2 separate regions of the Homo sapiens genome follow, and region 1 is linked to region 2. The links are chromatin loops, found by intact Hi-C in ENCODE. Cell type or tissue: IMR-90. All regions are shown on one strand.

What was found. A loop is a pair of places that touch in the nucleus more often than their neighbours do. Peaks named below come from ENCODE experiments on the same cell type or tissue, not always from the same donor. Only the 100,000 strongest peaks of a DNase experiment are listed, where the experiment ranks them.
Region 1: a loop joins it to region 2, with 3 times the contacts of the local background. A loop is called at or near these places in 1 of 110 quality-filtered maps.

What each region holds. Positions count from the first base shown.
Region 1 is chr2:66,789,194-66,793,193 of GRCh38, forward strand. No RefSeq gene overlaps it. Among named protein-coding and RNA genes, the nearest start is that of LINC01797, 88 kb to the left of the region's middle. In IMR-90, no CTCF peak of the experiment used is centred here; a DNase peak (open chromatin) is centred at 1,548.
Region 2 is chr2:66,579,501-66,583,500 of GRCh38, forward strand. All of the region lies in intron 1 of LINC01798 (long intergenic non-protein coding RNA 1798), which reads left to right. Among named protein-coding and RNA genes, the nearest start is that of LINC01798, 7.5 kb to the left of the region's middle. RefSeq lists an enhancer at 1-343. In IMR-90, no CTCF peak of the experiment used is centred here; DNase peaks (open chromatin) are centred at 1,691 and 2,251; H3K4me3 peaks cover 2,452 bases; H3K27ac peaks cover 3,150 bases.

The DNA.
Region 1 (4,000 bases), 210 kb after region 2:
ACTAGACCAGATTATGATACCTTTTTAAAGAGGTACAAAGGGAATCCTGGACTGAGGGAGTCATTTGAGTATAATTTTAATTTAAAATGCCCCAGGAAACAGTAAGTATTCTTTGTCTAGATTTCTATATGGCTCATTTCTGCACTTTATTTTCTGCTCATATCTTTTTTTTTGGCAAGGCTTCTACAACTACCCTATCAAATATAGCCTCCCCCATTACTCTCTACTCACCTTACTAGCTTTATTTTTATTTTTATAGCACTTTTGCTAGCTTGCATTATATTATATATTCACTTGCTCGTTTGTTATTGTCTTTATTCATCACTAGAATATAAGCTCAAGGAGGGCAGAAACTTGATCTGTGTCCCCAGCAACCTTGAACAAACAGTACCTGAATTAGACTAGATGCCCAATAGACTTTGGTTAAATAAATGACTTGCTTGTTTCACATAGATGCAAGATTACTTAATGGCCACAATGGAGGCAATGGACATTGGTTATGACCCATAAGTGCTATTCTGGGTGGTTGCATGCCCAGAGCCATTGTAAACCTGTGCCAGTTAAGCTTTTGCCGCTGAAATGACTGCCCGAAACTTAGTGGCTCAAAGCAACAATATTTACTCAGCTTATGACTCTGTAGGTCTGCAGTTTTGGCTGGGATTTAAGCTGGGTGGTTCTTTTCACCTTGGCTAGGCTCACTCATGCGTCTGTCGTCAGGTTTGAGTCAGCTAGGTGGCTCTGCTTCCAGAGTTGGCTGACTGTCACCTGTGGTGATGGGGCTGACTAAGCCATGTGTCTCTCATCATGTAGCAAGCCAGACCAAGCTCCACATTGCACATGCTCAGTATTTCAGAGTTAGAGCAGAAAGTGGAAAGCTTTTTGAGGCATATGTTCGAAACAGGTACAATGAACTTCTGATGCAATCTATTGGCTGGAGCATGCCATAATGGCAGCCTAGATTCAAGTGATAGAGAAATAGATTTCACCTTTAAAAGGATGGAGCAGCAAAGTCTGATTTTAAGAAAATGAATCTGGGCAATGGGAGAGTTTGTGGCCACTTTTGAAATCTATCACCAAGCCTTTATTGTTTTGCCCTGAAGGACCTCCTGATCCTGTACAGATTCCTTTTCTACTAAAACATGATAAAATCAAGGCAACTAAATGTAGAAAGCTCAAATGCATATCTAGGAGCAACATCCTCATCTGCATAAAAAGGCCTTTTCTGTGAGGGAGGACTGATTGTTCGCCATCTAATAGCCATTTCGTTTTCCTTCTCCCCCACAATATTAATTATATTCTACTCTGCATGCATCTCTGCTCAGCTATCTACCTTACCTCTCAATAAAAAGAGATAGCGTTTCAAAATAAATAGCCTGATACACTGTAAAGATGCTGCAGGTACTTAGAAACAATATTTTCTAAATATTTATAAGCTATATTTCAAAATCTGTTACATTCAGTGAATTATGTAAATAAATATCAGACCTGCAAGTCACCATCCCACAGCTCCAGTGCAGCAAGTCCAATTACTCATCTATAAACAGACAAGTCATCATTTAAACTCTGTCCTCTGACTTAGAGCTCTGTCTTTGGATTCTATCCAGCTAAACAAATCTAAAGTGTGAAACTTGTTTTTTCTTACTAAAAGAAATAAGAAGAATGTATTTATTATGAGGGAGAATGACAGTGTTTATTTTATTTGCTTTTGAATTGCTTTAAGACATAAGAAAAATCCTCTGTGTAAACTGGTTCCAATCTCAATTGGAATAGGGTAAAGGGACATGCGGGTGGGAACAGGAGGTGAGAAAAGGAAAGAGGAAACAGAGAGCACATTTGCAGAGAGCTTGAGCTTAATTTTCTTGAAATGCTCCAGGCTTGCAGAGCTGCAGGCTGGAAAGACAGGTCAGCCAGATGTCAACACTTAGGTCACAGTTCTGGAACAATGTTCTGATTCCCTTACATGGTTGCAGGATATGAGGATGAGAGGGAAGCAGGAAAACCCCCAAGTAATTCACATTATGTGTCCTTGTAGACCATCCACACTCTCTGCCCTCTCTCTGTCCTGGCAATGCTCATCTCCCAAGAGACCAGATCCAGATCTAGGAAGAGAGGTAAGAAGTCTGCACTAAAAGCCTGGACATAGTAAAGTTCATAGATGGAGTTTAGGCACTAGGCTATGAAGGTTTTGGGAAGAAAATGTTCAGTGTGCTATGGGATTTTGTAGGACTTCCATGGAATCTTTAAAGGTAGGGAGCAGATGAATCTAGAAAAAGTACCTCCAGCAAGATGAGCAAAATCGAAAAGCTAGAAATGCATGTCAGGTACTTATGGTTCTTGAGAAGGTGACACTGAATGCAGAGGGAAGTTGGTCTGCAGGCAGAGAGGTTTGTGTTGGGGAGTGGTGAGGGCTTTGAAGACAGAGGCTAGGTGGGGAGCTTGGGATTTATTCTAGTGGTAATGGGAATCCACTGAGGACTTTTATACCAATATCTAAAAATGAGCACGTGAGATGTGGACAGGAGAGTTATGTGACACCTTCTAGCAAGATTGAAAGTCCAAGATCCAAGCTCCCTATTCCCAGTAATGTATCTTAGCAAAGGTACATGGAACAAAGCGTGGCCTATTGACCATCTATAACCCACCAGAATGATGAAGAATTTCTGTGTCAATGGTAGATACTGACTAACAAATGCAAGAAACTGAGTCAATCTCTATAATTCTCCATCTCTCTCTCTCTCTGAGGTTATTATATTCAAGGGACAGTCATAGGATTACACGCTCTAGGAGTGATGGTTAATTTTAAGGCTTTTTGTCAGTGAGTGCAGAGAATGATCCTTCTGGAAACTCACAGTGCTTGAAAACTTGAAACCATCTCTTTTTAGTTTCTCCACTCCTCCCAATGTTTGCTGCTGGTATTGTACTATAAATCTTTACAGGCAAATTCTTTAAACAAACAAATAAATGAACAAATAAACAAGTCTCGTGAGCTAATAAAATATCCCCTCCATCATTCCTCACAACAGCCTCTTTTCTGTCAATATGGTTTTCATTTATTCAGATCAATCCTTTCTGATTACTTATATTGGTTCTCTCTTTTCCAACTATTCTCAGGCAGATTGCTGTCTGGCAAGGGCCACTACTGAGTTTTTATGTTTACTTTATTGATCTTAGGAGATCAACCCATCTGTTTCCACTGTCCTCCAAGCAGATACAGTTTCTCAGTGAAAGATAGTATTTTTTATTTCACAGAGGTGTAAAAACCCCCTTTAGCTCATTTCTCAAATTTTACTAGTTATAAAAATCTTCGAAAAGTTAATAACTTTCCATATTATGCAATCATAATCATTTGTTGCAGAAAAAATCAAATCACAGGTTTTGATTTTTATTCTCCTCAATAGAGGAGAATAAAATCAAAGAGAATTCGAATTTACAGAGGTAATGATCGGTAATATGTGGATGTATGGCATCTACTATTTTGTTCTATGCACACACACACACACACACACACACACACAAACATTCCTATACTCAGATTTTGATCTAGGAATCAAAGAGATATAAAAATTGTTTTATTTTCCTAAGCATTTTTAGACAAAATTTGATTTGCAGTCACTATTACTCAAGATGTAGGAAAATATATGACATTGCTGTGTTATTTATATAGAGTCCTTTATGAGCAACTTAAAATATCAGTATTTTCCTGGTTTATTCAAGCTTGGCAACACTTAGAGCTTCTTCACCAAATTTAATACTTTTTTAAAAAAAATCAAGGTCATAATAAGTATTACTGGAGAAGGAAAAGAAAACAGACCAGCTGATAATTATTGTGGAGCCAGCTACTAAAAAGGGTTAGGGATCTTTTAATAAGTCTGTTAGCATTTGCACCACTGTCTCCTCGCACACCAATTTGAGATTTTACAGCCTCCACATAAATATTTTTAAAGATCCAAATTGGTTCTTTGAGATGTGAATGACAGAACTTGTTCCCTTTGCTTAAAAA
Region 2 (4,000 bases):
ACTGAATAGAGTTCGTGTAATCCTATGGAAATCAAGTCATCTTGTTGCACTGAAGTAAATGAAAAAATACAAAGGAGAAAAGGTCCAAGTGTAATTGTAATTTTAAACTAAATGCATTATTGGACTGTCACAGTGAAAACGTGATTGTTCGGCTGCGGGGGGGGGGGCGGGGGGCGGCGAGTGGACATAAACTTAGCTCACATTTAACTTAAAGGTTTCAGAAAGGAAATATGTATTCCATATTTGGTGATCATTTGTGGAAAGAGGAGAAATTGAAACAATTCTAACCCATCATTTTAGTATACTAGGGGGAATCATTCCTTCAAAAGCAGAATTAAGCAAAAAGCTTATTTTAAACATTGCAAGTCTGTATTAGCAGAAAAAAAAAGTTTCAAATTTTCTGAAAATGTATGTCCTCTCTATGTTAATAAGATGTTGACAGAGAGAAAGAGAGAGAGAGAGAGAAACTAAGTTCAGGTGTTTTATTTTTTAAGTTCTAGATACTTCTAAATTAACGATATAAATTAATGTTTTACATAAAAAGATCTAAATGAAAAGTTTTCATTATAGTTGAGAAAATGAGTACTTAGAGTGTGCTCTGATAATTTGACACATTGACATAAAACCTTAAATTGAATAATAAAACAAACGGCTAAAATATTCCCCCTTGGAAAAATAACTTTAATAATAAAGCTAGAAAAGTTTTAACTGTGTTGAACCATCACTTTTTTCTCTGGAAGGCAGATTATCCTAAAGAGTATTATTTTCCAGAAATTCTGTCAAGGCACTTTGAAATAATATATGTTTGTATTATTTAATATTCTGACACTTCCGTTCTTTGAAAATGCTCAGACTGGAATGGATACGTAGCCATGCATATATTTAATATAAATGGTATCTTGTCGTTAACATAAAATATTAAAGAGAAAATAAAACTTTGGGCTTTGTCAGTTAAGATAGAATTTTTTAGCATAATACTCTGATTTTCAAAACATAAAATTGAAACCCCTTGATTTTAACCAATCAACACAAGTCTTTCTCTTATTTGGTTGGGGATCTGCATCATATACTCTTTCTATTTTTAATATTTAGTGTTGTAGCCCACTGTTAAAATAATGAAAAATTAGTCTCGTTTCAAAATTATTTATTTATGGAACGAACATGATTAAAACATAAACACACAAACTGCAGCTGCAACAGAAAAAAAACTTGATTTATGGTTATTAAATCTTTGATCGCCATGTTAATGTTTCTTTTTCTACCTTTCATTTGCATTTTAATCTATCGAATCTTTACAGTTTTGCTGCCTCCTATTTCAATGATTGATTACAGATCTGAAATAAGAAAAACCAAGCCTAGCTTTTCTTTTCCTTTCTTCGCTTTCTTTTTTCTCTTTTTCTTTTCCCCCCCTCCCTTTCCCCCCGGGTAGATTTCTGAAACTTTCTCTCAATGCTAATGTAGACAGGACAAATTAATTCTGCTCTTTTAAATGTCAAAGATATAAATAAAAAATGTTTTCTGTCCCAAACGTGAATATTTTCCCAGCTGCTTGTTTTCGAGTCGTAAAAGATCATCCCAGCAAAATGCAATTAACAGCGAAACACACACACATACACTCACACACTCGGCGGTGCGGAATTTTTTTAAAGGACGTGTTGTTCTGAGTTGAAGAAAGGTGAGAAGTTCACCGTCCCTTCACCATCAGTAGCCTCGCTGCGGCTCTCCTCTCTCTCTCTCTCTCTCTCTCTCTCACACACACACACACACACACACACTTGGAGGTTTGGTCCCTAGTTCTATCTGTGATCTAAGTCACACAAACAAAAACAAGCTTGGTGGCAGCTTGTTGTTGTTGAGTGTTGTTGAGTTGATTTCTTGAGATAAGCAGTGTAAAGACAAAAGGGGGAGCGATGCAGGTCTGTTTGTTTTCTTTCCCCGCCGCCCCACTGTCCCTTTTCTCGTCTCCCCGCGCACCTCCCCAGACGCCCTGCCGGGGTGGCTCCGCGGATGAGGCGGTCATTTGCTGTCCGCTTTGCGGGGACGGGTCACTTTCCGCGCTGGCGTGAAAGCAAATGTGGAGCTGCTTTTGGAAGGCGCCGGCCGGACGTCGGCTAGGCTCCTTCTCCCCGCGGGCTGGGGGCCCTGGGGCTCTGCAAGGCTCTGGCTCCGAACAGATTGCGCCTCCCGCCTGGCTGCCAGTAGGAACTGGGGTGGGAGCCGCGTAACTAACAGTTGCGCGCAGGAGGCGAGCCCCAGGTGTGAGCGCAGAGGCTCTCTCCCCAGCCCGCGGGTCTGGGAACCTTTCAGGACGCCTCCCTCCCCAACTCCTACCCATGCGTCTGCTCCCTAGGCCGAGCCCCCCTCGTGAGGTTTTAATGACCGCGGACGCAGGGGAGCCCGCACTTGAGCGAGGACCGACTTCTCTGGCGGGTCCACGCTGCTCGCGCTTGCGTCCGCGGGTAGCGCGCTGTGCCCGGGTCAGGGGGCGAGCTGCGAGAAGTAGGAGGGGTCAAGACCCCCAGAAATCCCTCCATGGGCACACACACAATCAAGAATAGGGTTGAGGGTCTTGAGAGGTAGAACTACCCTAGGCAGGGCTTCTCCAACTCGGCCTTTGGACCCCGCGCGCGCCCAAGGGCGTGCCCACCGCGGAAGCACAGATCATCTTCCCGGGACTGGGTCTCCTGGACCCTGCGTTGCTCCCTTTTTCCTAGCGGCCCCGTAGCTGGCTGCCGCATGTAGGGCGATCTTCATTAACTTGGACGCCCAACGTGATTGAAATAGAGAGGAGGAAAAAACACATTTGATCTGGGCCGACCCTTTGTCTTGAAGCAGATTAGGCAGCCTAGAAATAGGAGGAAAAACAGAAAGTCTAGGCAGGAAAACTTATTGTGTTCACAACATATAAAAATGATCCGAGCGGTCTGGTACCTCAAGGGGTGAAGATAGATCCTTGTAGACGAGTGTGAAGACATGACTGGGAAGATTTAAAGTGAAAGAAACGGCAGATTATTAAGAAAGTAATAGTAAGGTGTCCCATACACTACAGTTTTATTGTTGGGTAGTAACTACCCGATTTATTTATTGCCGGGGCTATATAATAGAGATAATGACCACAAACTCAAGATAAATTCTTATGCGCCCAGCCGGTCAATTCTTTTTTATTTAAGAGAGTGAGCCTGAAGGGTGAGCCTCATCCCCTCCCCTCCTCGAAGATCCGTCTTGCTTTCTACCATATTATAAGCATGACATGCAAATAAATAAGTGCTGCTGGGTCTGTGTGGGTAGGCCGGCAGGATTTATTTCAGGTGACGGAGGAACATACACGGAATATGAATTTCCGCAGGAGTGGCGCCGTGATTCCTTCCCTCTCCCTCTCGGCCGCCCTCTCCTCAGGGTCTCCCTCCTTTTCTGTGGGAGCAGAGAGCATCCCCTGTTAAAAACATTAACGTGTCATGTCTCAGCTCCCTATTCCTTGACATATAGGTCTGGGGAGGGATGGGGGCACTGCAAAATGCAAAACGCATGCCCAAAGTAGGTTGACTTGCTGGGACTGCTCAAAGCGATTCTGGTGGACAAAGAGAAGGGTGAGTTGTAATTATGACTTCCAGTAGGGGAGCAGTATAGGAAGTATGTTAATATCATTTTGAAATATGCACAATGGTCCAAAAGTTTACTGTCCCGGATCTGGCATGGGTCCTCCCCAGCCGGATGGACCCCAAGGGGAGCCCTCCTGGCACCTTGGGACATGCCCGCCTCTCTTGGCCCTCGGTTTCTCTCTCTGGGAGCCAGGTAAACACCCCCCTGGCCAGGTGATGGAGTTAAAGATGACCTTGCTCGTTGACCGCCAAGGTCGGAAGAGAGCTGGCGGCCTCAGGTGTAGGTTCCACCTGACGCCCTGGCTGCAATCATAGTCACCGGCTGGCCTTTAAGGGGGCGGCCTCCCAGAACTGCTCTCCCCACCTGCACTCTGCGACCACTCAGGCAGATCCGGAACCTG